Linked DNA regions of Homo sapiens: all the other regions are linked to region 5. Evidence: chromatin loops called from intact Hi-C (ENCODE). Cell type or tissue: CD4-positive, alpha-beta T cell. All regions are shown on one strand. Region 1 has its middle 24 kb from the start of ADGRE1. Region 2 holds the start of NRTN (neurturin). Region 3 holds the start of PNPLA6 (patatin like domain 6, lysophospholipase). Region 4 holds the start of CTXN1 (cortexin 1). Region 5 holds the start of CLPP (caseinolytic mitochondrial matrix peptidase proteolytic subunit). Region 6 holds the start of RPL36 (ribosomal protein L36).

The links. A loop is a pair of places that touch in the nucleus more often than their neighbours do. Peaks named below come from ENCODE experiments on the same cell type or tissue, not always from the same donor. Only the 100,000 strongest peaks of a DNase experiment are listed, where the experiment ranks them.
Region 1: a loop joins it to region 5, with 2.1 times the contacts of the local background. A loop is called at or near these places in 7 of 110 quality-filtered maps.
Region 2: it touches region 5 in a loop (5-fold over the local background); 4 of 110 quality-filtered maps call a loop at or near these places.
Region 3: it touches region 5 in a loop (21-fold over the local background); 4 of 110 quality-filtered maps call a loop at or near these places.
Region 4: it touches region 5 in a loop (4-fold over the local background); 3 of 110 quality-filtered maps call a loop at or near these places.
Region 6: a loop joins it to region 5, with 3 times the contacts of the local background. A loop is called at or near these places in 6 of 110 quality-filtered maps.

What each region holds. Positions count from the first base shown.
Region 1 is chr19:6,860,679-6,865,678 of GRCh38, forward strand. No RefSeq gene overlaps it. Among named protein-coding and RNA genes, the nearest start is that of ADGRE1, 24 kb to the right of the region's middle. RefSeq lists an enhancer at 2,326-2,465. In CD4-positive, alpha-beta T cell, CTCF peaks have their summits at 2,246 (motif pointing left), 2,676, 3,067 (motif pointing left) and 3,269; DNase peaks (open chromatin) are centred at 1,143, 2,233 and 3,033; H3K4me3 peaks cover 988 bases.
Region 2 is chr19:5,801,262-5,806,261 of GRCh38, forward strand. It overlaps NRTN (neurturin), which reads left to right and starts at 3,806. Exons shown (of 3, transcript NM_004558.5): 1 at 3,806-4,190. RefSeq lists a silencer at 2,697-2,996 and an enhancer at 2,697-2,991. In CD4-positive, alpha-beta T cell, CTCF peaks have their summits at 2,943 (motif pointing right), 4,755 (motif pointing right) and 4,958; DNase peaks (open chromatin) are centred at 2,890, 3,670, 4,320, 4,750 and 3 weaker places; H3K4me3 peaks cover 1,534 bases; H3K27me3 peaks cover 1,412 bases.
Region 3 is chr19:7,533,151-7,538,150 of GRCh38, forward strand. It overlaps MCOLN1 (mucolipin TRP cation channel 1), which reads left to right. Exons shown (of 14, transcript NM_020533.3): 13 at 373-503; 14 at 609-859. The coding sequence ends at 645. PNPLA6 (patatin like domain 6, lysophospholipase) reads left to right here and starts at 2,567. Exons shown (of 32, transcript NM_001166114.2): 1 at 2,567-2,870; 2 at 3,041-3,123; 3 at 3,299-3,396. The coding sequence starts at 2,639. RefSeq lists an enhancer at 2,402-2,641. In CD4-positive, alpha-beta T cell, no CTCF peak of the experiment used is centred here; DNase peaks (open chromatin) are centred at 621, 951, 1,731 and 2,531; H3K4me3 peaks cover 3,206 bases; H3K27ac peaks cover 1,911 bases.
Region 4 is chr19:7,922,824-7,927,823 of GRCh38, forward strand. SNAPC2 (small nuclear RNA activating complex polypeptide 2) reads left to right here. Exons shown (of 5, transcript NM_003083.4): 5 at 1-427. It overlaps CTXN1 (cortexin 1), which reads right to left and starts at 3,312. Exons shown (of 2, transcript NM_206833.4): 1 at 3,144-3,312; 2 at 1,668-2,735. The coding sequence starts at 2,715. The coding sequence ends at 2,467. TIMM44 (translocase of inner mitochondrial membrane 44) reads right to left here. Exons shown (of 13, transcript NM_006351.4): 12 at 4,834-4,944; 13 at 3,895-4,483. The coding sequence ends at 4,364. It overlaps LOC124904629 (a long non-coding RNA gene), which reads left to right and starts at 2,582. Exons shown (of 2, transcript XR_007067120.1): 1 at 2,582-3,013; 2 at 3,750-3,987. RefSeq lists silencers at 2,607-2,696, 3,227-3,496 and an enhancer at 3,993-4,742. In CD4-positive, alpha-beta T cell, a CTCF peak has its summit at 2,509 (motif pointing left); DNase peaks (open chromatin) are centred at 2,025, 2,558, 2,978, 3,348 and 2 weaker places; H3K4me3 peaks cover 238 bases.
Region 5 is chr19:6,358,866-6,363,865 of GRCh38, forward strand. It overlaps CLPP (caseinolytic mitochondrial matrix peptidase proteolytic subunit), which reads left to right and starts at 2,666. Exons shown (of 6, transcript NM_006012.4): 1 at 2,666-2,907; 2 at 3,004-3,075; 3 at 3,581-3,677. The coding sequence starts at 2,710. It also overlaps a transcript of ACER1 not described here. RefSeq lists a silencer at 2,913-3,142 and an enhancer at 3,341-4,298. In CD4-positive, alpha-beta T cell, no CTCF peak of the experiment used is centred here; DNase peaks (open chromatin) are centred at 2,626 and 3,856; H3K4me3 peaks cover 2,454 bases; H3K27ac peaks cover 1,715 bases.
Region 6 is chr19:5,687,387-5,692,386 of GRCh38, forward strand. It overlaps HSD11B1L (hydroxysteroid 11-beta dehydrogenase 1 like), which reads left to right. Exons shown (of 8, transcript NM_198706.3): 7 at 117-282; 8 at 367-1,136. The coding sequence ends at 559. RPL36 (ribosomal protein L36) reads left to right here and starts at 2,909. Exons shown (of 4, transcript NM_033643.3): 1 at 2,909-2,941; 2 at 3,120-3,214; 3 at 3,933-4,067; 4 at 4,146-4,489. The coding sequence starts at 3,122. The coding sequence ends at 4,235. LONP1 (lon peptidase 1, mitochondrial) reads right to left here. Exons shown (of 18, transcript NM_004793.4): 18 at 4,448-4,822. The coding sequence ends at 4,646. RefSeq lists silencers at 93-152, 3,971-4,020 and enhancers at 330-829, 2,581-2,630, 2,686-3,211, 3,212-3,737, 3,738-4,263 and 2 more. In CD4-positive, alpha-beta T cell, CTCF peaks have their summits at 154 and 2,837 (motif pointing right); DNase peaks (open chromatin) are centred at 2,015, 2,825, 3,385 and 4,265; H3K4me3 peaks cover 2,351 bases; H3K27ac peaks cover 1,940 bases.

The DNA of each region.
Region 1 (5,000 bases), 500 kb after region 5:
CCAGCTTCGTGGTATTTTATCTTATTTTATTATTTATTAATTTATTTTTGAGATGGAGTCTAGCTCTGTCGCCAGGCTGCAGTGCAGTGGTGCAATCTTGGCTCACTGCAACCTCCACCTCCCAAGTTCAAGCGATTCTCCTGCCTCAGCCTCCCGAGTAGCTGGGATTACAGACACACGCCGCCACACCCAGCTAACAGTTGTATTTTTAGTAGAGACACAGGGGTTTCGCCATGTTGGCCAGGATGGTCTCGATCTTCTGACCTCGTGATCTGCCCACCTCAGCCTCCCAGAGTGCTGGGATTACAGGCGTGAGCCAACTGCAACCGGCCGGGTTTCTTTTTGTTGTTGTTGTTTTTTTTGTTTTTGAGACGGAGCCTTGCTCTGTCGCCCAGGCTGGAGGGCAGTGGCGCGATCTCGGCTCACTGCAAGCTCCGCCTCCCGGGTTCACGCCATTCTCCTGCCTCAGCCTCTCGAGTAGCTGGGACTACAGGTGCCCGCCACCACGCCCGGCTAATTTTTTGCATTTTTAGTAGAGATGGGGTTTCATCGTGTTAGTCAGGATGGTCTTGATCTCCTCGCCTTGTGATCCGCCCGCCTCGGCCTCCCAAAGTGCTGGGATTACAGACGTGAGCCACTGGGCCTGGCCAGTTTTTATTTTTATATGAAATAGAGCATAGTGGTCAGGGCTCCAAGAGATTCTAAGGTCCTCTGTGCCCCTGTGAAATTAGCTATAAAGTTTTGGGAAAGACTTCGCCTCTCTGAACCAGAGAAAGATAAAATCAGCTCGCCACAGGCAGAGAGTCGGTATGCACCTAAGCACAGAACCACGCTCTTAACCGTCACTCTAGTGCCGGGTGGGGATCTTGGTATATCCTAGCTCTCTCTGCAACCCCAGGTAAGCCAACGCCTAGATGGTACCTGCACACACCTGGCCAGGTGCAGGATATAGCCTCTGAAGCCTGGAGTGAAGTGTTTTTCATGTTTGAGGAACCATGAATCTAGAAATGGGTGTTGGAGGAAGCAATGCAGTCACAAGGGATCAGGAACTAGGACGGGGGGTTTCTGCCCCTCCCGTGACTCCCCCAGAGTCACACCATGAACCTACCTATGGCCTAAGGTGGCTACCTGGGCTGTCTAGTTCAGGGTGTTGGTGAGGTTGAGGTCATGGACTTGTTCTTGGAGTTCCTGGGTGGCCCTCACCTTCAGCCCCAGGCTGTGTGAATGACTCAGGCGCAGACCTGCCTGAAAAGCACGTATAATCCAGTAGGGGACTTAACAATCAACCAGGCAATTATAACACAGAGTTGATGAATTTCATAAGGAACACAGGTGGCTGTGGGAGCAAATACAGATCTAACCCAGGCTTGAGTAGGGGAGGATGGTCAGGGAGGGCTTCCTGGAGGAGGAAACATCTAAGGTGGCAACTGTATAATCAGCTGGATGGAGTCACCTAGAAAATAAATGAGGGGACAGCCTAGCACGGTGGTCCATGTCTGTAATCCCGGCACTTGGGGAGGCCGAGGCGGCGGATCACTTGAGGTCAGGAGTTCGAGACCAGACTGGGCAACATGGTGAAACCCCCATCTCTACTAAAAATACAAAAATTAGCCGGTGTGGTGGCAGGTGCCTGTAATCCCAGCTACTCGGGAGGCTGAGGTAGGAGAATCACTTGAACCTGGGAGGCAGAGATTGCAGTGAGCTGAGATTGCACCACTGCACCCCAGCCTGGACGACAGAGTGAGACTCAATAATAATAATAATAAATAATGAAGGGAAAGTTTTTTAGGGAGAGGGGCAAATGATAGTGATCCTGGTAGGTTCTGGAAACTTCAAGGGGCTCATTTTGCTTGGAGAGGGAGGAAAGTGGGGGTGGGGTGGGTGAAAAGTTGTTGGGAGACCGGGCGTGGTGGCTCATGCCTATAATCCTAGCACTTTGGGAGGCCGAGGCAGGTGGATCACTTGAGCTCAGGAGTTCGAAACCAGCCTGGCCAACATGGTGAATGTACAACGGACAGCCCCCAATACAGACAGACAGACACACACACACACACACACACACACTCACTCACTCCTACCCCCAGCCCTAAGAATTTACAAACACTGATAAAGACAAATGAAATCAGCGGATATAGACTTCAAACGCCGTCAGACAGACACCCACTAGATCAAACAGGGACATTCCTAAACATCACACAGACACATCGCCAGGCAGTCCCACCGCAGACAGCCACAAATTAAAGCCGCGCTTGCCCCCTGATGGACAGCAGCAGTAGTGCGCCACCTCGATAGCGCAATCTCCCAGAGCGCTGGCATTGCAGGCGTGAGCCAACGTCCGCAGCCAAACACGTTCATATTGTTGAGAAGGCAGAGAAATACAAAGTAGGTGGAAGGGTCTCCACCTACAGCTGTTTTCTGTGGTCTGAGGATTCTTCCCACGTCTTTAATTTCTAGTGCTTTCTAGGGGTCTCAACTTGAACTATTTAATATTTTCTGGAAGAGAAACATTTTTTGTGGGGGGGGCGGGTGGGGGTGGGACCGAGTCTCGCTCTTGTCTCCCAGGCTGGAGCACAGTGGCGCGATCTTGGCTCACTGCAACCTCCGCCTCCCAGGTTCAAGCGATTTTCCTGCCTCAGCCTCCCGAGTAGCTGAGATTACAGCGCCCAGCTAATTTTTGTATTTTTAGTAGAGATGGGGTTTCACCATGTTGGCCAGGCTGGTCTCGAACTCCTAACCTCAGGTGATTCGCCCGCGTCGGCTTCCCAAAGTGCTGGGATTACAGGCGTGAGCCACCGCGCCCGGCCCAGAGGAACTTTTTTTTTTTTTTTCCAGAGGAACATTTTTTATCCAAAGGAATGACTCCCTAATGGTGGAATTCCAGGCAATGAAGTGAGGCGCGAGGCAGATTGTCACATAGGGAGCTGTCATATTTCATGGGTACCATTCACGCAAGGCGGGACTTGTTCTTAGGCAGCCAACACTTCCGCATTGTCCTGGCATTTGAGCCGCGGAACCAAGTTCCGCGTATCTTGCCCATTGTAACCCCACAGCACCAATTTGAAGCTATGTAGTGCCCTCTGGTGGCCTTCGGTGATTTGGCTTCAGTGTCTCAAACTCTCTGATTAGACTGTTTCCAAAGAGAAGGCTGTTAGGGGGCCTCAGAAGTCAGGTTTGGATGTTTGAGCTCTAAGCTGCAGGATTTGGGGAGCCGTGGTGTGGGGGTGATTTATTTATTTATTTTTGAGAAAGAGTCTCACTCTGTCGCCCAGGCTGGAGGGCAATGGTGTGATCTTGGCTCACTGCAACCTCCACCTCCCAGGTTCAAGTGATTCTCCTCCCTCAGCCTCCCGAGTAGCTGGGACTACAAGAGCCCGACACCACGCCCAGCTAATTTTTGTATTTTCTTTTGAGTAGAGACGGGGTTTCACCATGTTGGCCAGGCTGGTCTCGAACTCCTGACCTCAGGTTATCCACCTGCCTTGGCTTTCCAAAGTGCTGGGATTACAGGTGTGAACCATGCCTGGCCGGAGTGGGGATGATTCAAACAGTGGATATTCGCATAGAATGTGCCCATTCCTATGGTGTAAATAGTCCCACCGCATCTGATTTCTTTTTTCTTCTTTTTTTTTTGTTTTTTGTTTTTTTGTTTTTGAGATAGAGTCTTGCTCTGTTGCCCAGGCTGGAATGCAGTGGCACAATCTCAGCTCACTGCAACCTCCACCTCCTGGGTTCCAAGCAGTTCTCCCTGCCTCCGCTGCCTGAGTAGCTCGATTACAAGTGCCCACCACCAAGCCCAGCTAACTTTTGTATTTTTAGTAGAGATGGGGTTTGGCTGTTTGCCAGGCTGGTCTTGAACTCCCGACCTCAGATGATTTGCCCGCCTCGGCCTCTTACAGTGCTGGGATTACAGGTGTGGGCCACCGCACCTGGCCCACAGCTGATTTCAAGTCATCATAAGTATCCTCACTTTCCTTGCCTCCAGTCCACCCAGCAAAAGCACAACTAACATCAGAGAGCTCAGGCACGGGGATAACCATAAGGTCCTATGTAATCTGCATCTCCCTTCCTGCCTTGGCCATGCTGGCCACAGGCAGCAGGAAGGGGCAGAGGAAGGAGCTGGGCGAGGATGTGGCCTCAGCTGGAGTTTACTTAGAGATTAGCTCCATGGAGAAAAATAAAGTGGAGTAACATGCTAGCAAGTTTTTATTTAAAACTTTAAAAATAAAAAAGTTTTTGAGGCCGGGCATGGTGGCTAATGCCTGTAATCCCAGCACTCCGGGAGGCCGAGGCAGGCGGATCACAAGGGCAGGAGATCGAGACCATCCTGGCTAACACGGTGAAACCCCGTCTCTACTAAAAATATAAAAAATTAGCCGGACATGGTGGCAGGCGCCTATAGTCCCAACTATTCGGGCAGCTGAGGCAGGAGAATGGCGTGAACCCGGGAGGCGGAGCTTGCAGTGAGCCGAGATCGCACCACTGCACTCCAGCCTGGGCATTACAGTGAGACTGTCTCAAAAAAAAAAAAAAAAAAAGAAAAGTAAAAAAAGAACAGAATGCTTTGGCATATTTAAAAATGGTTCCTGCCGGGCACAGTGGCTCATGCCTGTAATCCCAGCACTTTGGGAGGCTGAGGCGGGTGGATTACGAGGTCAGGAGATCGAGACCATCCTGGCTAACACGGAGAAACCCCGTCTCTACTAAAATAGTACAAAAAAATTAGCCAGGCGTGGTGGCGGGCGCCTGTAGTCCCAGCTACTCGGGAGGCTGAGGCAGGAGAATGGCGTGAACCCAGGAGACGGAGCTTGCAGTGAGCCGAGATCGTCCCACTGCACCCCAGCCTGGGCGACAGAGCGAGACTCTGCCTCAAAAAAAGAAAGAAAGAAAGAAAGAAAGAAAGAAAGAAAGAAATCTAGCCCCTTCCTCAGGGCCGAGAGAATTTTGAGCACTAGCCTTCTCTCGGTCGCCTGAATTCATCTCAGAGTGTGGCATTTCTCTGC
Region 2 (5,000 bases), 560 kb before region 5:
GCAGTGAGCTATGATGGCGCCACTGCACGTCGGCCTGGGTGACAAAGTGAGACCCTGTATCCAGAAAGAAAGAAAGAAAACAAAAGGTCAGGTGCCTTCCTGCTCCTCTCTGAGCCTCAGTTTCCCCATATCTGTGCTCTGGGAAGACCACAGATCCTACACACAGGCTGCACTTGAAGAAAGAGAGGCTCAGTACTTGGCGACATCCGGCCCGCCCTGCGGCAGCCCAAGTCTGGGACAAAAAAGATTTAAAAATAAAGCATTGTAAATACCCTTGTTTCCTGCAAATAGAGCCAGCCTCTGAGTTCCCTGGCCTCCCGGGCAGCCAAGCCCAGACAGTTTCTTGGAAAGGGGTGGAATTCAGAGGGCTGTTTTTTGTTTTTTTTTTGGGGGGGGGGGATCAGGGTCTCGCTCTGTCACCCATGCTGGAGTGCAGTGGTATGATCATAGCTCACTGCAGCCTTGACCTCCTGGGTTGGGGTCCTTCTGCCCCAGCCTCCCAAATAGCTGGAAATATAGGCGTGCACCACCACGCCCAGCTAATTTGAAAAAAGTTTTATTTTGTAAAGATGGGGGTCTCCGGATGTTGCCCAGGTTGGTCTCGAACTCCTGGCCTCCATTGATCCTCCTGCCTCAGCCTCCTAAAGCCCTGGGATTTCAGGCATGAGCCACTGCACCTAGCTCACAGAGGGGTGTTAATGGAGAGTCCTGGTCCCTGGGTTCCTTTCTGGGATAGGGGGTGGAGGGATCCTGGAGGGGCCCGTGTGTCCCTGTGCACCTCAGTTCCCGGCTTTGGTGTGGGTCAGCGAGTGTGACAGGGTGTCTGTCACCGCCTGTCACAGGGGGTGAGATAGCATGTGGGTTGGTGACAGAGAGAGTGTGCGGGTGATTTGGGAGGGTGTCAGGATGGAAGGAACTGTGTTCCTGGTGTGACCACATGGGGCTGAGCAAGGCAGGGTCTCCGTGTCCCCCGGTGCGACGGGGTCTCCAACCACGTGTGTGGTTGTTTCAGCGTGTGTGTCCCTGAGTGGAATGGCTGTAGCTGGGCGTAGGTCCTCGCGTCCCCACCTCCTGCGCCCCGCCCCGCCCCCTACCTTGGACACGCCCCTAGCGTCTCCCCCCAATCCCAGAGGAAGAACCAACTCTTTCAAGTCGCTGTTGCCGGGGCAACCGTTTTACAAGCGTCCACATGGTGGGCACATGTGTGTGTGTCCTGCGCCCCATGTGTCTGCTCGGCCCCCGCCCCCATGGCCCCCAGCCGCGGCGGGGAGGGGGCACAGGCGGTGTGGGGTGAGCGGGAGGCAGTGGAGGGGCAGCTGGTGACAGCTTAATGATGGAGGGCTGGGGTGGGGGTGGGCTCCTGGCCCTGCTGTGTGTGTGCAGGGGTGGCTGTGCCTTCCAGACGGGGCCCGGGGTGTATGTGTGTGTCTGTGTGTGTGTGTGGGTGTGTGTGTGTGTACTAACCAGTGCCAGGCAGCGTGGGGGTGTGTAAGGATCTGCTGAGAGTGTGTGTGTGTGTGTGTGTGTGTGTGTGTGTCGGGCTGAGTGAACCCCGGGTCTGTGGGCATGAGTGCATTCAGAAGGGCGTGGGGTAAGGAAGGACCCCCGCAGGAGAGTGTACGCGTGACCTTGTGAGATACTCGTGGAGGGGTTGTGTCAGCGTGTGTCTGCGTGTGAGGACCCGGGGGTGGGGCGGGGTGTGACAGTGCAGGAGTGTCTGTGCTCACTAGGGCGTCTAGGTTTGTGTGAGAAGGAAAGATAGGCCGGGCGCGGTGGCTCACGCCTCTAATCCCAGCACTTCGGGAGGCCGAAGCGGGCGGATCACGAGGTTAAGAGATCGAGACCATCCTGACCAACATGGTGAAACCCCTTCTCTACTAAACTGGGCGTGGTGGCGCGCGCCTGTAGTCCCAGCTACTTGGGAAGCTGAGGCAGGAGAATCACATGAACCCAGGAGGCGAAGGTTGCAGTGAGCCGAGATTATGCCATTGCACTCCAGCCTGGGCAACAGAGCAAGACTCCGTCTCAAAAAAAAAAAAAAAAAAAAGAGAGATGGCAGGGGGGGTGACCCCACCGGGAATAAAGGTTTGAGGGTGTGTGTTTGAGGTTAGGGTATGTGTGTCACTGGGAGTGGGTTTCTGGGAGTGAACATTTGGGAACACTAGTAATGGCAGACATTGGGACATCACCCCCAACTTGCCAGGCTTACTCACTTACTTATTCACATTTACTCATTACTTATACAAGCTTGTTCACACTCATTCAGTCCTTACTAGAACACAGTGAAGATCTACTAGTAATACCCTGTTACAAGTGGGGAAACTGAGGCACGGGGGGGAAGGCCCAAGGCCACACAGAACACAGATCCCTGTTAACTTCCATCCTAGATCTGGGAACAGGCTGCCACTTCTCTGACATAGGTCCGTTCTCTCGTCCCCCCACCCACAACTCACATTCCAGCACGCACCCCGCGCACGTGCACAGCACCGCGTGCATCAGCCCGCGTGCAGCAGGAGGCGAGGCTGCGTGAGTGTCCCCATCACCGCGCGCACTGCGCGGCCCCGCAAGTTTTACAGGCGCTTTGTGGGGACGTGCATATGTTGGGGTTAGGGATCTTCTAGGAAGGCCTAATCTGCATGCGAACCCCCAGGCTGCTGGAATCAGAAACATGCAGGCAGCCAGGGCCGGAGTGAGGAGGAGGCCCCAAGAACCTCAGCGGCGGGAGCGAGAAACCAGAGCACGGGGGCTCCAAGAACGCAGGCGGCGCGGGGAGGAGTCTGCAGGGCGGGAGTTTTTCGGTCACCCCGCGGGGCGGGGGCGGGGCCGCAGCAGTCCCAGCCCAGCTCAGCCATCCCAGTCCCGTCCCCGAGTTAGCCCGGCGCCGCCAGGGAGCGCTGTGGGAGCGCGGAGCCGTCGGGGAGGAGCCCGGGTGGGTTTGGGCTCCCCTGCCCGTGAGCCTTGGTGCCAGGAGGGGGCGCCGGCGGGAGCTAGGAGCGAGAAATCCCCTGCAGGGCTCTGAGGCCGCACTGGGGGACTTACTGCTTGATGGGGGGCGCTGAGGACAGCGGGTGTCGTCATCCGTCCGAGGGGAAGACTTTGCGTCTCAGTTCCCTGGAAGAGCTTTCTTGGGAGGGGGCTTCTTCAGCTTCTGGGGAAGGAGAACCTGGGACGAGATTGGAGGGGGACACCCCAATCCTCAGTGGGGTGGGGGGAGCTGTATGCGGGGGCCACAGCTGTTGGGGTGTGGGCCATGGGTCTTAGTTCGCCAGAAGGGGTCGGGGGAGCGTCTTGGAGCTCCGGATTTAGGCAAGAGGAGCCGTCAGGGGTCCCCGGAGTGAGGATGGGAAACAGCTAGTTTGAGGGGGGCGCCGCTCTGGGGGCTTCCCTTGAGGGGCTTCTTTAGTGAAGGGACTTCTTGGCGCCTTGTTCTCTGGAAGGGGACCTGGGACAGGTTTGGGAGGTCTGGCAGAAAGGTCAGATCCTCGATAGAATGTGGGGGGCGCCAAGGGCCACAGGCACTGGCGTCGGGACAGCTGCGGCTCTTAGACACCTTCGGAGGGGGTGTCTTGGGGTCCCGGCTCTCCCGAAGGGGAGCCGTCGGAGTCCCCGGGGCCGGGGGAGAAAGCCGTCTAAAGGGGGCTCTGTGGTTGGTTCCCGCGCCTCTGCCACCTGCGCTCCTCCGGTCCCCTCCGGCGGGGGCGGGGAGGGCGGGGAGGGCCGGGGAAACCCGAGCCACCGCCCCCAGCCCCGCCCCCGGCCCCGCCCCCGGCCCCGCGCCGGCCGAGCCGTCCGCGGCGGGACGGGCGGAGGCGGCGGGAGAGCGCGCCCTGAAGCCGCTCCGAGTGCCCAGGTCCCTCTCGCCGCCGCCCCGGAGCCCCGTGCTGCGCGCCGAGGCCGCCTGCGCCGTCCGTGCGCCCCCGCGCCCCGCGCCCTCTGAGCCGCCGGCCGTCCAGGGCACCCACCCCCAGCCCCAGCCCCCGCCGGCCCGGGATGGCCGCAGCCCGCGGCTAAGCGAGCCCGGGGGGCCCCATGGGCCGGCCCGCGCCGCACCCCGCCCGCGGCCGCCCCCTCCGGCCCGGGCCCCCCCCGGGCACCGCGGGCCCAGGCGGCCCGGATGGCGGTCGCGGCGGCTGGGGCAGGGGCTGGGGCCGCGCGGCCGCCACTGACGGGTAGTCCGGCGCCCACAGCAGGTAAGCAAGGGGCAGGCGGGGCAGGTGGGGGGGCAGCAGGGTACGACGGGGACGACCTGCCCCATGGACGGGGCATGGAGGGTGCTGAGGACTCCGAGTAGACCAGGGGATTCCCTCCTGCAGCAGAACCAGCGGGTGTATGAGGGTGGGGTCAGAGGGACGACAGGTCAGCGCGTGGGGAGGGGCGGGGGCGTGAAGCCAGATCCTAAGCGGCTCTCCAAGCCCGAATCCAGCCGCGGTGTCCCTGTCCGACGGGGCGGGCGCACTCCTGTCTCCTAAAACCTCCAAGTGTGCATCTGAGGAACGCACGGTGCCCTCCCCAGAATCCCCTTAGCCTCTAGGAGGGCGAGACCCAGACAGCCCTTTAGCCATGTGGTCTCCAAGGGGCCGTTGGGGGGCTTCCGGATCCTGCAGAGCCCGGGCGGGGGGCTGCCGTCGCGGTCCAGCTGCGCACAGAAGTAAACATCTGTCAGTGGCGCGTTCCCTGCTCGCCGCCGCCGCCGCCGGGGACACGGTGTCCTCCGGTGAGGGCCGGGCCCTCTCGGCTCCTGGAGCAGCCCGTTCAGCCACCAGAGGGCGTGAAACCCTTTGGTGTTGGGGGTGGGGGTCCCTTAAGGGCAAAGCCTGGATGTGAAGTGGCGGGAGGCTGTGCCTGCCTTTCCTGCTTTTTATAAAAGGTGTCTCCTGCACGGGGATAGCCCCGAATTGTCCCAGGAGGTGGTTTGTGGATTAGGAGTTATTAGGCCCAAGGGGGCTGCAGACAGATTAGTGGGGAGGGGGGTGTGCTGGAGAGAGAAATGGCTCTCCCAG
Region 3 (5,000 bases), 1.2 Mb after region 5:
CATGCATCCACTCAGGTGGGCAGTCTCAGGCCCTGCTCCCACTGCTGTGCTCAGCGTGCATCCAGCTCACTCAATAGATGGTTTCTGAGCATCGAGGTCATGTCAGCCCTGGCTCTAGGTCTGTAGGTGCTGGACCTACAGCAGAAGGCAAAGACACAGACTGGCAAAGACACAGCTTGTATCCAGGTTCAGGGGTCAGGGAAGGTCCCTCTGTGCAAGCAAACTGTGGAACAACGGGTGGAGCAGGCCCAGCAAGTGCAAAGGCCCGGAGGTGGGAAGCGATGCAGATATGGCTGGAGGGGAGGGCGGACTTCAAGGGCCTTGGAGGTTGGGAGCCACTTTCAGGCTGAGCCTCCCGGCTTCTCTCCCCAGCATCCCGGCGGCGCAGGCGCAGAGGAGAGCGAGCTGCAGGCCTACATCGCACAGTGCCAGGACAGCCCCACCTCCGGCAAGTTCCGCCGCGGGAGCGGCTCGGCCTGCAGCCTTCTCTGCTGCTGCGGAAGGTTCGAGTCCCGGGTCTGGCACATTCAGATTGGAGGTTAGGGAATGGGGAAAGGGGAGCGAGCCAGAGAAAACTGACGCCCCTCTTCCCTGCTTCCTTCCTCCAGGGACCCCTCGGAGGAGCATTCGCTGCTGGTGAATTGATTCGACCTGACTGCCGTTGGACCGTAGGCCCTGGACTGCAGAGACCCCCGCCCCCGACCCCGCTTATTTATTTGTAGGGTTTGCTTTTAAGGATCGGCTCCCTGTCGCGCCCGAGGAGGGCCTGGACCTTTCGTGTCGGACCCTTGGGGGCGGGGAGACTGGGTGGGGAGGGTGTTGAATAAAAGGGAAAATAAATGTGTCGTTTTCATTTTTAGCGGGAGGAGCAGTCCTTGCGTTAAGCGGTGTGAGGCCCTTTAAGGCGCGGCCACACTCAGCATGGCGGCCTCAGTCGGCCTTCCAAGCATGGCGCGGGGAGGAGGGGTGGGAGGGTCGGGAGGGACTGCGGTGCGACTAGGAGTGAATAATTTAAAGGGGCCGTGCCTGCGGAGCCGGGCGGAACGCTAGCGGTGTTGGCGCGGAGTGGACCCCGGCTGCGGCCCCTGGGTGAGTCTGGGTTTCCGTTAGCCTCGCAGGGGTGTCCCTTCGAGGGTCGTTAGCGAGCCTCCGCTTTCCCACGATCTGTCCTCCGATTCCTGTTAACTCTAGACTTTCTGATGTTCCCATACCCCCCACGTCTCGGCAGGTGTTTCCACACCGGTAGCCAGCTGTGCCCTGAGGTGGAAGAGGACCGGCCACCCAGGAATTTTCCAAGTAACGACTCGGAGTCTCCGGGATTCCTATCTCCCGGCCCCCGAATTTCCATTAATATTCTAGCGATGTCAGAAACATCCTCAGCTTCCCAGAAAAATCCCAGTAATATTCCAGCATCTCTCAGTATCTTCCAAGGAGCCCGGACGCCCTCCCCAGGCCCGCTCTCATAAGCACCCCAGGAATGTGCCCACCCACCTCCTGGTTTTCCCAGCAGTAGTATTGTAATCCTCAGAATCTCAGTAACTTTCCAGTGACCCCGCATCCCCACCCACTAATCCCAGCGTCTCTGGTTACGCCTCCCAGCAATGGCGCCACCATCGGTCCCGGAGTCCCAGTGATGCTCTGTGCCATAGAGCCCCCATAACTTCACTACTACGTGATAGTAAATCCCCGGCAAAAACCAGCAGCGCCTTGCAAGCCCACGCCACCCCAAGCATCCCAGGACTCTTCTGAAACGTGGGTATCAGACGCCTTCCGCGGATGCCCCGGCAGTACTCCCGTGCCTCCCAGCTCCTGGGTCTTCCCCGGGGCAGGCTTGCGTCGGGAGCCGAGTATCTAGGTGCCCACTCCCGGACCCCACGGTTTGCGGGCCCGTTTTCCTGGGGTGGGGCATTCAGTCTTCGACGGAGTAGGGGGTGCGGCCTGGGGGGTGGGGTGGTCAGGCTTGATCAACCCTGCAGAGGGCAGTGACCCGGGAGGAAGTCACCAGGTGCAGAGGACCGTGCCCTGTGGGGACCTGCCTGCAGGCTGCTGACAGTGGGTACCAGGTCGGCCTTTGGCCCCGGGGTGGGGTTGGACAGGCGGGCGTCTGGTAGGCCCTACGCGTAGGCGAAGGGAGCAGGAAGCCGGGGACCCGCCTCATCTCCTGGCCAGGGCCGAGAGGTCGGTTTGCTCCATCCCTTAGTCCCGCAGCGCCCCTCTAGCCTCGCCCCTGGCAGCTGGAGACGCTTCCCCCGCCACCCCAGAGGGCAGGGCTTGAGCTGGGGGCAGGGCTTGAGGCAGGGGAGAGGTGGGCCCAGATTGACGACTTGCACGGGTTCCTTCGACTCCTTGATTTCCCAGGACTCCGGGCTACCAGATCGGCCGTCCAGCTGGAATCAACCGATGGAGGCTCCGCTGCAAACTGGAATGGTAAGGGGTGGGGCGGAGACCGGGTAGGTGCCGGCGTGGGGCGCCAAGAGGACTACAACTCCCGGCGTGCTCAGCGCGCATTACGTGGTCTGGCGATAACGCGCTGCGTCCGCTCGGGCGGAACTACGTTTCCCGGCATGCACTGCGGGCCGCCGGGCCTCAGGGAAGAGTCGCGCCCCCGGGGAGGGAGCAGCACTGGCCCATTCTGCAGATGGGGACATCGAGTCACGGGCTGGCTACGAACTCCTCGGGGGCGAAGGTGGCGGAGAGGGATGGGTTCCAGGACGTCCTGGCGCCCGGGGAAGGCTCGGCGGGACGGATTTGCGGTGCGCAGCCAGTGCCGTTCGTCCCTCAGGTGCTTGGCGTGATGATCGGGGCCGGAGTGGCGGTGGTGGTCACGGCCGTGCTCATCCTCCTGGTGGTGCGGAGGCTGCGAGTGCCAAGTGAGCACCCGAGGGGCCCCTCTTGGGAGGCTGTATGGTGGGGGGCCCAAATGCCCGGGTCCCGAGGCGGCAGAGATGGGGATTTGCTGGCGTCTGTTCGCGGTACCCCAGCTCTGGCAGGGTGGAGTCTGCACAGAGCTCGGAGTGCCCCTGTCCCCACCTATCCCCAGAAACCCCAGCCCCGGATGGCCCCCGGTATCGGTTCCGGAAGAGGGACAAAGTGCTCTTCTATGGCCGGAAGATTATGCGGAAGGTGAGTCCGGGACCCCTGGGGTCCGCCCTGACCACACAGAGGCCGCGCCCCTTCCCTATTTACACTTCTTAGTGTCCGCCACCGCTCCTTCCTTGATGGAGACCCCCTGGATCCGTCTGCCTCTTCTCCAAGGTCTGAATTAGCAATTCACCCATCTCCGCCTTCATTCTCCCAGGTGTCACAATCCACCTCCTCCCTCGTGGATACCTCTGTCTCCGCCACCTCCCGGCCACGCATGAGGAAGAAACTGAAGATGCTCAACATTGCCAAGAAGTAAGGCTGTGCTGGGTGTGACCTGGTATTAGGGGTTATCTCAGGGGCCTTTTGAGTAATCAGCTTACACCAAAGTGTTGTGGAAGTCTTCCCATATTGGCTGCGCGCTGTGGCTCATGCCTGTAATTCCCAGCACTTTGGGAGGCTAAGGCGGGCAGATCACCTGAGATCAGGAGTTTGAGGCCAGCCTGGCCAACATGGCAAACCTCATCTGTACTAAAAATACAAAAATTAGCTGGGCGTGGTGGCATGGGCCTGTAATCCCAGCTACTCAGAAGGGTGAGACAGGAGAATCACTTGAATCTGGGAGGTGGAGGTTGCAGTGAGCTGAGATCATGCCACTGCACTCCAGCCTGGGCAATAGAGTGAGACTCTGTCTCAAAAAAAAAAAAAAAAAAAAAAAAAAGAAGAAGAAGAAGAAGAAAGTCTTCCTGTTTCAGAGAGACATCTCTGGACTCTCCTCTCAGAGCTCTTCCACACCAGACATGCTGTCTCTAGGGTATCTCTTCCCTGAGGGCTACCTCAGTGACCTTCTCCTTCCACTGGAGTATCTGAGCTATTTGTTCCCAAGTCAATATCTCAGAGGTCTTGCCATATACTTAGTGGGGGGGTCTACATCAGGGGTTTCCATGTAGGTTATTTCATGAGTCTCTTCACATGAGTGGTTTTCTTCCAGGGTACCTCACTGAGGTAATTGTGTTTCTACGATCTCCTAAAGGGGCTATCTCCAGCCTCCAGCCTCTCTTCTCCGGGGGTTATCTCAGGCATCTCTGTACATCAGAAGGCATCTTTCCTATGTTATGGACCTTGAAGTTCTTCCCACACTAAGGAGGCTGTCTCAGGAGTTTCTGTTCCCTAGGGGCTATCTTATGAATTTTCTTGCACTAGAAATATAGGAAGGATGCATCAGAGATCCCTGTTGGCAGCAAGGTCTGCGAGAAAGGCTCTCCAACTCTCTTTGCAAGTTGGGTGCTGGCTCTGGGATCCCTGTGCGTCATGTAGTCTACCTGGAGGTCTGCCTCAAGGGTTTCTTCACACCAGGGCAGGGCTCTCCATGATCAATAGTCCTGCAATGGCAGTCCTTTCTTTTTTGTTTGTTTGTTTGTTTGTTTTTGAGATGGAGTCTTGCTCTGTCACTAGGCTAGAGTGCACTGGCACGATCTCGGCTCACTGCAACCTCCACCTCCTCGGTTCAAAAGATTCTCCTGCCTCAGCCTCCCGAGTAGCTGGGACTACAGGCTCATACCACCATGCCCAGCTAATTTTTGCATTTTTAGTAGAGACGGGGTTTCACCATGTTGGCCAGGATGGTCTCGATCTCTTGACCTTGTGATCCGTCCGCCTCGGCCTCCTAAAGTGCTGGGATTACAGGCATGAGCGACTGAGCCCGGCCAATGGCAGGGCTTTCTGTGAGTTGAGTAGAAGGACTATCTCAAAGTTCCCCATGATCAGTTGAGGGTCTATACCTCAGGTTTCTCCACATCACAGGAGCTGTCTGTAGTGTTTGCACACTCTTAAGGGACTACCCTGATATCTTCATGATTGTCAGAGGGCTGTCTGAGCTTTCTGTGACCTAGGGAAGAGTTAGCCCAAGATCTCCCTGA
Region 4 (5,000 bases), 1.6 Mb after region 5:
GCTGGCCCTGGCTCTTTCTGAGGATCCCGTCATGGGGGAAGGTCCTTGAGATGATGCTCAGCTGTGGGGCGGGCCTCTAAGATGCCCCATACTTTGGGGGTCTCAGAAATGGAACCCCCGTTGTACAGGGGTTGGGTGGGGGTTGCAGGACTCCACTCACAAGCCTCCTGATGTCAAGGACAGGCGGACAGGGCTGGCCTCCCCCAGTCCCCAAGCCCCACTGTGCCTTGTTGTCTGCTGGGGGGCCATAGCTGGCACTGCCCACCGTAAAGGCCCTCGCACATTTTCCCCCTTCCTGTACACCTCGGGGCCAGCATCCTCACCTTCTTCAACTGACCAGTCGTGGTTACTCCCTGCTGCCAGGTCCTTCCCCTTCCCGGGGGTATTCTGTGACCATGAATAAAGTTATCATTCTCTTTCTCTTTCACCTGTGACTTAAAGATGGAAGTGGGGGCCCTGAAGTGTCAGAGCTTGGGGGTCACAGGGCTGGGGGTGTGTGCCAGGGAGGAGAGCTGCCACCTGACTGGTGTGATGAGGCCTGGGGTGAGGAGCCCCTTGGTGACTGTGAAGCTGACAAGTGTGGATGGGGAGAGCCGGCAGGGCACCTTGGGGACAGGCGTCAGGGATGGGTTTCAGAGTAGGGCAAAATCACATCGCACAGGTGGAGGGGAGAAGGCAGCAGAGAGTGGGGGTGACCCGGTGGAAGGAGTTGAGCCCCAGGCTGGGCGGTTAGAGGAAGATAGATAGGGGTGGGCTGCCCCGAGTGGCAGGAGGCTAGTGGGAGTGGAGTGTCCCCTGGGGTGGCTTTGGGACCTCAAGGATCCCTAGAAGGCGGGGAGGGAGGGGTACTGGAGTCAGGGCTGACCCCAAACCCCTGGGGGTGCTGGGACCCCGCTTGAGGCCCCCTCCATCAGCTTCACCTGCCCTGTGGGTGTGGACCGAGGGTCGGGTCCTAGAGAGGGAAGCAGATGTCCTCCCACGGCACCGCGTCCCACGCCCAGCTAGTAATCCAAGTCGGTAAATTCTCCGTTCTCGGAGCCTGTGCATTCACCCAGCCTGCCTTTTATAGAAACGCTCATTCCTCCCCCCACACACTGCACACGGCTCCCCTGGGGTGCACATCTCTTGGGAGGGCCTTGGAGCACAGCCAGCCCACTCCGTCCGTGGTCACCGCCCCACCGCACCAGACCCACAAACGCTGCCAATGGTGGTGGGCAGGGGGAGGAGGCTTAGGCTGCAGGTACGGTCGGTCGTCGGAGCCTCCCTCCAGGGCTGGCAGAGGGTGCGCCTCCCAGTTCCCCACAGGGCTGAGTCTCTCTCACCACCCCCGGCGCCTCCCCAGATCAACAGAATTGTGTGTGGAGGGGAGGCAGCTGGGGGTTACACATCAGCCCCCCCCCCCAAAGCCGGTGAAAGGTGCTTGTGATCTTGGTGTCTTTGCAGCCCTGGGAAGCTTTAAAAACATGCAAAAGCCAGACCTGGGTTCCACTTCCAGCCCTACCAGACTCTAGCCATGTGACTGTGGGCAAGTCAGTCACTGGAGCTGCCTGGCCCTCGGTCTCCTGGCCTGTAGAATAGGGATGCTAACAGGGCCTGGCTCATTCTCACGATCCCGAAGAGGAGACAGGCTATAAACAGGAGGTGCCAACTCAGCACGCTACTTGGCATGCAGTAAGCGCTCAATAATAGCTTTTATTATCATGTTCGGCTCAGAGGCAGGGAGGAGTGGAACGGCATGGGAGGGCTGCGGGAGGCACGGCAGGGGGGTCAGGGGCAAGTGGCAGGAGGGCGGATGGGGGGCAGCGGTGGGCACCGGGGCAGGGCGCGCTGACCTGTCCTGGGGCCCGGGTTGGGGGCAGAAATGAGCCTGCCCACGCTGTCCCGCCACGGCAGGCGCCACGCATCCTCGACACAGCCGCCATGGCAGGCCTTCGGGCTCCGTCTCCGGGACAGGCGGTGCAGGGCAAATTGGTATGCAGCGTCCGCCCCGTGGGCCCGGGAGAGCCTGCCCCGCAGGGACCAGAGCCCAAGGACGGGCTCAACACTCAGTCAAGGTGGGGTTGACGACGGCCAGACAACAGGGGAGGGAGGAGGGACAAGGGGGTCCCCACTTCCAGGGACGCACAATAGCAGAGCCACTTACACGCTGGGGAGGGGGCGGTGCGGGGGTCCTCCTCCCGCCCGGGATTCAGAGTCGGGGGTGGGGGCCAGCCGGGCGGGTGAGATGCGCAGAGAGGAAGGGACAGGGCGGATAAAGGCACGAGGTGGGGCTCCGGCCAGGCCAGGAAGGGACATGGGAGGGGTCTCGAGGGGGAGGGGCTGGGCTTCTCCCAACTCCCTCCCCCTCTCCCCCGGGCTGGGGGCTCCGGGGCGGGATCCTGAGCGCAGTCCTGGCCCCGCGGCGCCCCCCGCCGGGCCGGCCCTCTGAGACCCCGGCGCAGGGCCGGCTAGGGGGCGCCGCGCCCCTCACACCAACGCGTAGTCGAACTGCCCGCGCTCGAGCGCCTCCTTGTGGTCGGTCCAGGACGAGGCGGGCATGCGGCTGTAGGGGTCGAGCAGGATGCGCACGCAGCGCACCATCAACAGCACCAGCACCACGAGCAGGCAGAGCACGAAGGCGAACACCGTGCGCTGCTCCGCGTCCAGGCCCGCGCCCACCGGGGGCCCCGTCGACGGCGGCAGGGGCTCCGGCGACAGCGTCCACGTCGCGCTCATGGCTCACATCGCCGCGCGCCCTGCGGAGGAGGGGACCCGCCCCGGGCGCCGGGGATGAGGCTGCGCCCTCCCTCCCGCGCCTCCTCCGCTTCGCCCCCTCCTGCCGCCGCCGCCGCCGCCTCCCTTAACGTGCCCGACCCCATCCCCCGCCCGCGCCTCGGTCCCCGGGCTACGCCCATGCCCGGCCCGCCGGATCGCCGCCACCACCACGCGGGGACCCAACTCTGGCCGTGCGCGCAGGTGGGGGCGCTGAGAGCCGGGAAACGGAGCCGCGCCCGGCCTGGGCCGCACACAACAGGTGCGAAAGCGCGGCCGCGGCCCGGGCGCGCGGCGTGGGGACGGTCCCCGCGGCCCCTGCCCCCGCTCCCTTTGTTCTCGGCGGCCTGGGACCCCCTCCCCCACCGCCCCCGCCCCGGCGCGCCCCTCACCCTGGCTTCGACCCGGACGGGGACCGACCGCCCGGCGGCCGCGCTCTCTCAGGGACCCGCGCCGGCTGCGCGTTCGGCCTCTCCCCGGCGGCGGCGGCGGCGGCCCGGGCTCCGGCTCAGCCCACCCCACCCGCCCCTGGAGCGGCGGAGACCGAGGCAGGCAAGCAGCGCGCGAGCCGGGCCGCCGCGGCTGTTCCTATGGCGACGGGGGCGGGGCCGCCGCGGGGGGCGGGGCTGCAGGGGGCGGAGGCTGCGCAGGGAGCGGCGCGCGAGCCAGCGACCCCGCCCGGGCCTGCGGGAGGACGGAACCCCAGCCCCGAGGACCCGCGAGCACCCACGACCTCGCCGGGGAGTGGGCAGCTGCCACTCCCACCTCCCCTGGCACTTCGGGCCCCCCAGCCTGCCCTGTGCCTGCATTCTCCTCCGCGATAGACCCCACTCGAGACTCCCTGTTTGTGGGGGGACCTCAGTGGCCCTAAAACACTCATATGGGCACTCAAGCTCCCCCGGCCCTGGGGACCTCAATTCTCAGAGAGCTCAGGCAGGTCACTGGGATGAGTAAGTCCCCCTAGTTTTGTCTGTCACTGGCCTCGTCTTCCAACTCAGGGTCCAGCCCTGGGCAAGGCGTCCACCCACTGCGGCTGCAGTTCCTCACTCGACCTTGACCGCCTCCCACAGCAGCCGCCTGCTCCCACCCCCACCATCGCCTCGGCCACTCCCGCGCCAGAGAAGACACTTCAGACTCCGTAGCTGCTCTTCTGCAATTCGGTGTTTTATTCTTTCCAAATCTCAGGCTTATGCACAAGATGGAAGAGCACTGTTAAAATTAAAAAATGGACCTAAAGTGGCTTGGCTGACGTGGCTAGCGGGCCACTGAGCCGCGGGTCCCGGGTCCCACCCTGCTGTGGGGGGAGTCCCTGGGCCCTGGGGCCTCTTGGCACTGTGTGACCTGTGTGCACCCCAGGTGACCAGGCGCCGGGACCCCTGCAGGGCAGAGCAACAGGGCAGGGGTTGGCCCTGCGGGGGAGTGTCTCCAGCTGCCGCGCACCCGCAACAGCCCGTTGTCCCCTCCCGGGCCAGCTGGTCTTGCAGCCGTCCTGGCAGAGCTGGGGGCAGAGCCCGCAGTCTTGTTCCCAGAGGTCTGGAGTTGCCGCAGGTGGTGTTGCGGTGCCTCTGTGCCTGATGACCCAGGCCGGGGCTACCTGGCTCCGGCACCACACTCAGAGAATCTGCTCGGTGCTGGAGGCCGAGATGTCCAGGAGCCGCCAGGCCGCGTAGGGGTTGAGCTCGTCCTGGTCTCGGCAGAGCGCCCACACGTACAGCATCCGCAGCACCTTGTCCTGCAGGGTGGGGTGGGAAGGGCACTGTTGAGAGGGTTGAGGTGACCCAGGCAGCTCTGGGGGGGGGCCAGGCTCTGTGGGGCAGGAGCCACCGGCAACTTCCCCAGGGGCTGGGAGCAGAGGCCAGCACAATTGCCTAGACTCAGGAACCACTCAGCCTTGGTAAAAACAGACAGGTCTGCTGGTCTCCGACCTCCCTCAACCCCAAACTCTGGCCCAGAGGTTTCTCCACATCCCCACCCAGTCCCAGAGCTTCAGGGCTCTGAGCTGGGGTCTCTGCCAGGTGGCCACACACAGATCTTGGGGACAGGCGGTGTCATGTGCCTGCCCCATCCCACTCCCTCACTCACCGGGTCACCCTCCACCACCTCGCCTTTGGGGTTCCTGACCACCATCACCAGCTGTGCCTGGAAGGTGATGATCAGCACCGGCCCCTGCTCCATCATCTTGCCCATGGCCAGCTGCAGAGGGGCCGAGAGGGGGGATGTGCCTCAGAGGACAGCCCGGCTGCTCCCCT
Region 5 (5,000 bases):
GAGGTTGTGGTGAGCCGAGATTGTGCCATTGCACTCCAGCCTGGGCAACAAGAGCAAAACTCTGTCTCAAAAAAAAAAAAAAAAAGAGTCCAGCTGGGCATGATGGTTCATGTCTCAGCAGTTTGGAAGGCTGAGGCAGGAGGATCACTTAAGTCCAGGAGTTCAAGACCAGCCTGGGCAACATAGGGAGACCCTGTCTCTACAAAAAATTTTAAAATTAGCCAGATGTGGTGACATGCACCTCTAGTCCTAGCTACTTGGGAGGCTGAGGTGAGAGGATAGCTTGAGCCCAGAGGTTCAAGGCTGCAGTGAGCTCTGATCACACCACTGTGCTCCAGCCTGGGTGACAGAGCGAGACACTGACTCAAAACAAAAAAAGAGTCTACCGCTTACTGCTTGGTAAACTTCTTATACATCAAAATCCACTTCAGGAGTCTCTCTGAATCTGCTGTGATTTTTTTTTTTTTTTTGAGATAGAGTTTTGCTCTTGTTGCCCAGGCTGGAGTACAGTGGTGTGATCTCGGCTCTCTGCAACCTCTGCCTCCTGGGTTCAAGTGATTCTCCTGACTCAGCCTCCCAAGTAGCTGGGATTACAGGCATTCACCACCATGCCGAGATAATTTTGTATTTTTAATAGAGACGGAGTTTCACTGTGTTGGTCAGGCTGGTCTCAAACCCCTGTCCTTAGGTGATCCACATGTCTTGGGCTCCCAAAGTGCTGGGATTGCAGGCATGAGCCACCACAACACCTCGCCTGAATCTGCTGTGATTCGAAGGACTGCCCCGGGAAAAAAAAGAAAAAAACACTTCAAGTAGACTCCCATGTGGGAGGACCTGAAGACTTCTCAGACTTCCATGGTCCCTGATCTAACACAGCAATAAATCATTCAAACTGAGCACTTTTTACACATTTTTGGACCCTTTCTGAGGACTTTCTGCACAAACCTAGGAGGTAGGTTATCATTATCCCCACTCTGCAGATGCCTCCAAAGCCCTCTACCTACCTCCTTTATCACCTCTTCATCTCTTGGTTCAATGTGTATTTAATGAGCACCTACTGTGTGTCAGGCACTATTCTAGACTTTGGGGATGAAGCAGTGGGCACCTCTTAGATAGTGACATTGAACTGAATGATGAAAAAGAATCTGGCTTGAGAAGGTGTGGCAAAAAAGAGAAGTCCCAACATTACCAGCAATCTTCCTACTTCCACCATTTTGCCCATTCTTTTTCCTCTGCTGGAAATGCCTTTCCCCAGCTAACAAACTCCTACTTATCCTGCAAAGCCCAATTCCAATACCTGCTTCTCCTAGGAATGCTTTCCGGTCTGATCTCCAGGAAGAATCCACAACACCCTTCTCTGGGCTCCCACAATCTACTCCACAGGTGGCCAAAAAATGAATGAGGAGGTCTCAGTAGAAGTCGGCCACACCAGGCTGGAAGCTCTTCAAGGCCAAGACCCAGGCTAAGTCCTCTCTGGGACCCCTCTTCCAAGATGAGCTGTGGGAACACTGCAGCTTTTTTTTTTTTTTTTGAGACGGTGTCTGGCTCTGTCGCCCAGGCTGGAGTGCAGAGGCGCCATCTCAGCTCACTGCAAGCTCCACCTCCCAGGTTCACACCATTTTCCTGCCTCAGTCTCCTGAGTAGCTGGGACTACAGGTGCCCGTCACCTCGCCCGGCTAATTTTTTGTATTTTTAGTAGAGACGCGGTTTCACCGTGTTAGCCAGGATGGTTTCGATCTCCTGACCTCGTGATCCGCCCACCTCAGCCTCCCAAAGTGCTAAGATTACAGGCGTGAGCCACTGTGCCCGGCCCTGCAGCTATTTTTAAAATAAGGAATAAGTGGGGTGTGGTGGCTCATGCCTGTAGTCCCAGCACTTTGGGAGGCAAAGGTGGGAGGATCACTTGAGGCCAGGAGTTTGAGACCAGCCTGGGCGACATAGTAAGACCCCATCTCTAATACATATATATATATATTTGCCAGATGTGGTAGCACACAACTGTAGTCCCAGCTACTCTGGAGAGCAAGGTGGGAGGGAGGGTTGCTTGGGCCCAGAAATTTGAGGCCACATTGAGCTAGGATGGCGCCACTGCACTCCAGCCTGGGCCACAGAGTGAGATTCTGTCTCAAAAAAATAAAAATAAATAAAGCAGAAACAGTAGAAAACGAAGACGAGGCCGGGCGCGGTGGCTCACGCCTGTAATCCCAGTACTTTGGGAGGCCGAGGTGGGAAGATCACGAGGTCAGGAGTTCAAGACCAGCCTGGCCAAGGTGAAACCCATCTCTACTAAAAATAACAAAATTAACCGGGTGCAGTGGTGTGCATCTGTAATCCCAGCTACTGGGGCAGCTGAGCCAGGAGAATGGCTTGAACCCAGAAGGCAGAGGTTGCAGTGACCCAACATCGTGCCACCGCACTCCAGCCTGGGTGACAGAGCAAGACTCCGTCTCAAAAAAAAAAAAAAAAGAAGACGAATTGGTCGGTAAGGGGACTCGAACTGGAGACTCTAAAACTTCTCCAGCCCTGCCCACTCAATTTACTTCATTGGCTCCTCCCTTTCAGGCTCCGTCCCTATCCCCGCCTCACCCTTAATGGCGCCCGCCCAGACTCCTGGAAGTGAGCGGCCTAGCGAGCGAGCTCCCAGGCGCAAAGCACGCCGGAAGCTGTAGTTCCGCCATCGGACGGAAGCCGACCGGGGCGTGCGGAGGGATGTGGCCCGGAATATTGGTAGGGGGGGCCCGGGTGGCGTCATGCAGGTACCCCGCGCTGGGGCCTCGCCTCGCCGCTCACTTTCCAGCGCAGCGGCCGCCGCAGCGGACACTCCAGAACGGCCTGGCCCTGCAGCGGTGCCTGCACGCGACGGCGACCCGGGCTCTCCCGCTCATTCCCATCGTGGTGGAGCAGACGGTACGGCGGCCGGGCGGGGACACGGTTCGGGGGCTCCGGGCTGGGTGGGGATCGGCTGGCTGCCCCGGCCCCTCACCTCCATCTTTCTACCCCCAGGGTCGCGGCGAGCGCGCCTATGACATCTACTCGCGGCTGCTGCGGGAGCGCATCGTGTGCGTCATGGGCCCGGTGAGCGCCCCGCGCCGGGACCCTCCCCAGGACTCTCCCAAGCGCCTGCCGACACTCCCTGCGCCCCTCCTTCCCTGGCCCCAGACTTTCCCTCAGGCTCCGCTCCCCTTCTAACCCCCTTCCCTCCCCTTCTGACTCCCCTCCTGGCTCCCGGTCCCCCAACCCGCTCCTCACCCCTTCTCTGCTCCTCGGCTCTTAATCTCCGACTTCCTTCCTGACACCTGGCACCGCTCCCCTCATTCCTACGCTCAAGACTCTCCCCAGCCATTCTCACCCCTTCCTTTCCTGTGTCCCTAGCCCCCTGACTCCCCCCTTCCTGTGCTCCAAACCCCCTGGGTCCTCTCCACTACTCTCTCCCCATCCCCTTCTGGGGCCTAAATTCTTCCCCATCCCTTTTACTTTGGGCTCTGGTCCCCCTTCCTGGTTCCCTGACCCATCCCCAGCCTCCCTTAAAACTCTCTCCCCACCCCGAATCTGGGGACACCCCTGCCCTCTCCACCTGCAGATCGATGACAGCGTTGCCAGCCTTGTTATCGCACAGCTCCTCTTCCTGCAATCCGAGAGCAACAAGAAGCCCATCCACATGTACATCAACAGCCCTGGTGAGCAGGGTCTTTCCTGGGTGCCAGGGGCACTCGTCAGGGCACACGGGTGACTCAGGGGACCAGAATCCCGGGTCAGGGATGTTCTCTCTCTGGGAAAGGGTGCAGAGCGTCAGAGTTCCAGAAGTGGCTTTAAACCACCAAAAGGTGCCTGTTGCTGGCTTTTGAGCCTCGGTTCACAAGTCAGGATGTGGCCTCTTTGATCCTGCACATACTGTTCTGCCAACCTGACCCGGCTGACATTTAAAAATTGGTAGATTTTAGGCCGGGCACAGTGGCTCACACCGGTAATCCCAACACTTTGGGAGGCTGAGGCGGGCGGATTGCTCGAGCTCAGGAGTTCAAGACCAGCCTGGGTAACGTAGTGAGACCCCATCTCTACAAAAAAAGTACAAAGATTAGCCGGGCAATGTGGCGTGTGCCTGTAGTCCCAGCAACTCGGAAGGCTGAGGGAGAAGGATCACTTGAGCCCAGGAGGTCGAGGCTGTAGTGAGCCCATCTCAAAAATAATCATAATTGGTAGATTTTTTCCCCCTCCCCAAAAAAAGTAGTCAATTTTGATTGAGCACTTATGATGGAGGCATTTTTTTTTTTTTTTATTGAGATGGAGTCTCGTTCTGTCACCCAGGCTGGAGTGCAGTGTTGCAATCTCAGCTCACTGCAACCTCTGCCTCCTTGGGTTCAAGCGATTCTCCAGCTTCAGCCTCTCAAGTAGCTGGGGATTACAGGCATGTGCCACCATGCCTGTCTAATTTTTTGTATTTCGTAGAGATGATGTTTCACCATGTTAGGCTGGTCTTGAACTCCTGACCTCAAGTGATCCACCCGCCTCAGCCTCCCAAAGTGCTGGGATTACAGGCATGAGCCACCACGCCTGGCCTGATTTCTAGTTTCTCTTGGAAATTTAGTAGATCTGATCCCATGGTCCACTGGCACATCTGGCAAGAGTCAGCTGACTGTAAAGCAAGCGCTCTGCCTTTTGCCTGCACCTGGGCCGTGTCACTTGTTTTTGTCACCTCCCAACCCCTGGAAGCATTTGTGTTTGTGAACCCTGCTTTAAAGAGCTGCTTCTAGACCGGACGCAGTGGCTTACGCTTGTCATTCCAGCACTTTGGGAGGCTGAAGTGGGCTGATCACTTGAGGTCAGGAGTTTGAGAGCAGCCTGGCCAACGTGGTGAAATCCCATCTCTACTAAAAATACAAAAATTAGCCGGGCATGGTGGTGTACTTGTAATCCAGCTACTCGGGAGGCTGAGGCAGGAGAATTGCATAAACCCGGGAGGTGGAGGTTGCAGTGAGCTGAGATCGCGCTACTGCACTCCA
Region 6 (5,000 bases), 670 kb before region 5:
CGGCCCCGGCTCTGCGGGACGGGGAGTGGGGAGCTCGATGCGGGTGAGCCTGGAGGGTCTGGGCAGGCTTCCCGGACGAGGGGGAGCCACTCAGCCGCTGCCGTCCGCGCCCCCAGGCCGCGTGCCCACGTCGTTCTCCACTCCCTACTCGGCGGCCAAGTTTGCGCTGGACGGCTTCTTCGGCTCCCTGCGGCGGGAGCTGGACGTGCAGGACGTGAACGTGGCCATCACCATGTGCGTCCTGGGCCTCCGAGATCGCGCCTCCGCCGCCGAGGCAGTCAGGTGAGGCCCGGACAAGCTGGGGGCTGGGCTGGGGGCCATGGCCCAGCCCCAGCCGCAGTCCCCACCGTGCCCTCCTGTCCCCAGGGGAGTCACGAGGGTCAAGGCGGCCCCGGGGCCCAAGGCAGCCCTGGCCGTGATCCGCGGCGGCGCCACGCGCGCGGCCGGCGTCTTCTACCCGTGGCGTTTCCGCCTGCTGTGCTTGCTCCGGCGCTGGCTACCGCGCCCGCGGGCCTGGTTTATCCGCCAGGAGCTCAACGTCACGGCCGCGGCAGCCTGAGCACCGGGGGGTGCCCCTCCAGTCCCAGACGGCAATGTTCCTCCCTCCAACTGTCCCTGGAGCCAGAACACTCACAGAGACACCCCTGAGAGGGTGGCCACAGCCCAAGATGAAGTCATCAAGACAGAAAAGCAAAACCGAGAAAAACGACGGGCACCTGGAACCAGTCACGGCTTGGGAGGTGCAGGTGCCCCGTGTTAGGCGCCTTTGTCGGGGACTTGCAAGGCCTCACCTGTTTGGCCATGATTGATGACGTGACTGCTTCCATTTTGCAGATGAGGAAACTAAGGCTCAGAGAGGCCACGCCACCCTTGAGCCACCCATGGACCCCTCTCCATCTCCTGCCTGCGCCTTTAAGTCCCTGATTTATTCTTTCCATTCATTCCATCTGGGAGGAACCCCCCCAACTCCTGCCAGCTTCCCCTAGCTGGGGTCTCTGGTACTCTTCACACCTGCAGGGGCGTCTACACTGTTCGTCTACCTGGTGGCAGGGTCTGAGCGGGAGGAGGAGGGAAAGAGTGTGTTCTGAGCTGGACCCAGCCTCTTGTTCGAGAATAAAAACTCTTCTTCTCTTGCATATCTGTTGTTCAAATTCCTTGGTAATTCCAATTTGCTAGCAGCCAGCGGGCAGCGGGAGGGGGTGTGTGTATCAGGGGCCTTGACTCTCAATCCCATTTCACAGGTGGGGAAATGGAGGCTGAGAGGGCCAGGAGCAGTGGCTCACGCCTATAATCCCAGCACTTTGAGAGGTCAAGGTGGGCAGATCACTTGAGGTCAGGAGTTTGAGACCAGCCTGGCCAACATGGTGAAACCCTGTCTTTATTTATTTATTTATTAGACGGAGTCTCACTCTATCGCCCAGGCTGGAGTGCAGTGGTGCGATCTAGGCTCACTGCAACCTCTGCCTCCGGGGTTCAAGCGATTCTTGTGCCTCAGCCTCCCAAATAGTTCAGATTACAGGTGTGGGTCACAACGCCTGACTTTTTGTATTTTTAGTAGAGACGGGGTTTTACCATGTCGGCCAGGCTGGTCTCGAACTCCTAGCCTTAGGTGATCCCCCTGTCTCGGCCTCTCAAAGTGCTGGGATTACAGGTGTCAGCCACTGCACCCGGCCACAAACAAATATTTTAATTAAAAAATTAGCCAGGCGTGGTGGCATGTGCCTGTGGTCCCAGCTAAGGAGGCTAAGGCAGGAGGATCACTTGAGCCCTGGAAGTCAAGGCTACAATAAGCTATGATTACAGCAGTGCACTCTAGCCTGGGCGACAGAGCAAGACCCTGTCTGGAAAAAACATGAAAGCGCTAACCCTAATTAGAGCAGCCCTAAATTGAGACTCTCTTCTTGTATATTAGTAGCATTAAAGGAGAAAAACTGGAAACTTGTGTGTTTCTGCCACCCGATTCAGTTATTTAGCGTCCCGTCCCTACACCACCTAAATTACATCAGATGTCCGCAAGGGGCACTATTACACGTTGCTGTATTCAGACCTAGTCTAGAGCTTGACCAATTGATAACAAAACCAATACCTTTTTTTTTAAATGGAGTTTCGCTCTGTCGCCCAGGCTGGAGTGCAGTGGTGCGATCTCGGCTCACTGCAACCTCTGCCTCTTGGGCTCAAGCAATTCTCCTGCCTCAGCCTCCTGCGTAGCTGGGATTACAGGAGCATGCCACCACGCCTGGCTATTTATTTATTTATTTATTTATTTATTTATTTATTGAGACGGAGTCTTGCTCTGTCGCCCAGGCTGGAGTGCAGTGGCACGATCTCGGCTCACTGCAAGCTCTGCCTCCTGGGTTCACGCCATTCTCCTGCCTCGGCCTCCCGAGTAGCTGGGACTACAGGTGCCCACCACCACGCCTGGCTAATTTTTTGTATTTTTAGTAGAGACGGGGTTTCACCGTATTAGGCTGGTCTCGAGCTCCTGACCTCGTGATCCACATGCCTCGACCTCCCAAAGTGCTGAGATTACAGGCGTGAGCCACCGCGCCCGGCCTAATGGGCGTTTTAACAGTTCATACAGTTTGGTATTATTATTCCCGCTCTACAAGTGAAGAAATTCTGAGAGGTGATGTCGTCGATGCAGGGTCGGCCCGAAATAGGCGGAGTTGGGATTCGAACTCATTTCACAGGCAGAGGGAGGAGAGCAGCCATAGCCACCTCCACTGGTTCCGACTCCAGCTCCCGGGCTCGCAGGAGTAAACGCGCATGCTCAGGGAGCTCGGTCGCGCATGCTCAGCGCAACGGCGGGGAAGACTCCAGCCGCCAGGGGGAGCGCGTGCCGTTCTTGCCTCTCTGGCCTGCGCCTCCTGAGCCGAGTAGATATCCCGGAGTTCCGCGCGGCGCCAGCCCTTCCGCCACGGCCGTCTCTGGAGAGCAGCAGGTAAGTGGTTTCCCGCACTGCCGGTATCCGCCGCCATCCGGACTCCCGGGTCCTCTGTGCAGGTTGGAGGATGGTTGGTTGTGGCGAGCGAGGCTGAAGGAGCCGGGACGCGGGGCTCTGGGCCTCGGGAACTGAGCCGGTACTCACCTCCGCCCCTTCTCCCCGTCGCTGTCCGCAGCCATGGCCCTACGCTACCCTATGGCCGTGGGCCTCAACAAGGGCCACAAAGTGACCAAGAACGTGAGCAAGCCCAGGCACAGCCGACGCCGCGGGGTGAGTGCGGGTGCCGCGCGGAGGTTGTCGGGGGTTTCTTGGAGGGCGGAGGGCATGGCTTGGGCAAAGGCTCTCGACCTGAAAGAACGCGCGTTCGGGCGCAGAACTAAGGGGGGCTTGAATGGAAGAGATGGGGTGGGGGAGTGGGACTTCCTGCCTGGTGCTCGAAGGCGGGCACCCATCTGGGTTTTTCCCAACCGTGCAATCCACGCTGGGGCAGAGGGAGCACCTTGAGAGCGGCGCGGGGCAGCGGGTTTGGGGTTCTGACGCAGGAGTAGGAGTTCGCTCATGGAGCTGGCCCGAGGTTGCGGTGTGTGAGGTTGAGGGATTTCAGGTGTGTCAGTGTATTGGGCGCCTTTATTAAGCGGGCAGCGGGTTTGGGGTTCTGACGCAGGAGTAAGGAGTTCGCTCATGGAGCTGGCCCGAGGTTGCGGTGTGTGAGGTTGAGGGATTTCAGGTGTGTCAGTGTATTGGGCGCCTTTATTCAGCAGGCAGCCCAGACTCCAGGTGCGTCCTGCCAGTGTTGCGGAGACTGGGACTTAGGGAGGATGGGAGCTGCTCCGGGCGCGGCGAAAAGCGCTAGGCGTTAATACCTTGGTTCTCACAGCTACCCACAGAGGGGAGGAAGTAGCCAGGGAAATCGCGGCAGCGCGAGAGAAGCTGCTTAACTAGAATGCAGGGATCCCCCTACCCTGACGGCCGCCCCTTTCCCCCCTAGCGTCTGACCAAACACACCAAGTTCGTGCGGGACATGATTCGGGAGGTGTGTGGCTTTGCCCCGTACGAGCGGCGCGCCATGGAGTTACTGAAGGTCTCCAAGGACAAACGGGCCCTCAAATTTATCAAGAAAAGGGTAGGTGGGCGCTGCCGGCCGAGGGGCGGGGTGGGATGGGAGTCAGGGCCGGGCTGACGGCGGCCTCGTCCCTGGCAGGTGGGGACGCACATCCGCGCCAAGAGGAAGCGGGAGGAGCTGAGCAACGTACTGGCCGCCATGAGGAAAGCTGCTGCCAAGAAAGACTGAGCCCCTCCCCTGCCCTCTCCCTGAAATAAAGAACAGCTTGACAGAAGCCCTGGCTCTCCTGCTGTCCGTGGGTGGGTGTGGGTGTGTCGGGGGCCCGCAGTCCCCTGTCTGGTGCCCGCTCTGAGCCACACCCTCTCCGGGTGCTGCCTGGTCGTGAATCAAAAGCCGTGGCCCGCCCACCCTTCCCGGGGCAGCAGGTGAGGAAGCCGCCGTACTGCAAATGACTTTAATCATTAAATAGCTTCTATGCCACACTCTGATTAAGCCGACTGAGGTCCCTGGGATCTGGGTCACTGGACCGAGCTGCTCGCTCGGTGGCTCCACTGCCAGGTCCGGGCGCGCTCCCCACAGCGCTCAGTTCTGGCCCAGACAGGGCCTGACATCCGCCGCCTGCAGTCCCGGGGTGGCCGTCACCGTTCCACGGCCAGCGCCTCTGCCTGCTCGTCCGGGAAGGCGATGTCGAAGATCTCCCGGTAGTGTTCCACGAAGTGCACCTCCAGGCCCTCGGTGATGAAGGCTGCCAGGTCGTAGAAGTCCTTCTTGTTCTCGGCTGGCAGGACGATGCACGTCACCCCTGCGCGCTTGGCCTGGGGGCAGAGTCAGGGTCAGCCCTGCCTGGGCCTGTGGGAGGGCAGCAGGTGTGCTAACCTCCAGGAACGAAAGGGCTTCCTGGGGACCGGCGATACACAGTGATGCCGGGTTCTAAGCAGTAAGTCCCAAAACCCACCAGGGTCCCCGTCTCCCACGGGGAAACAGGCTCAAGGC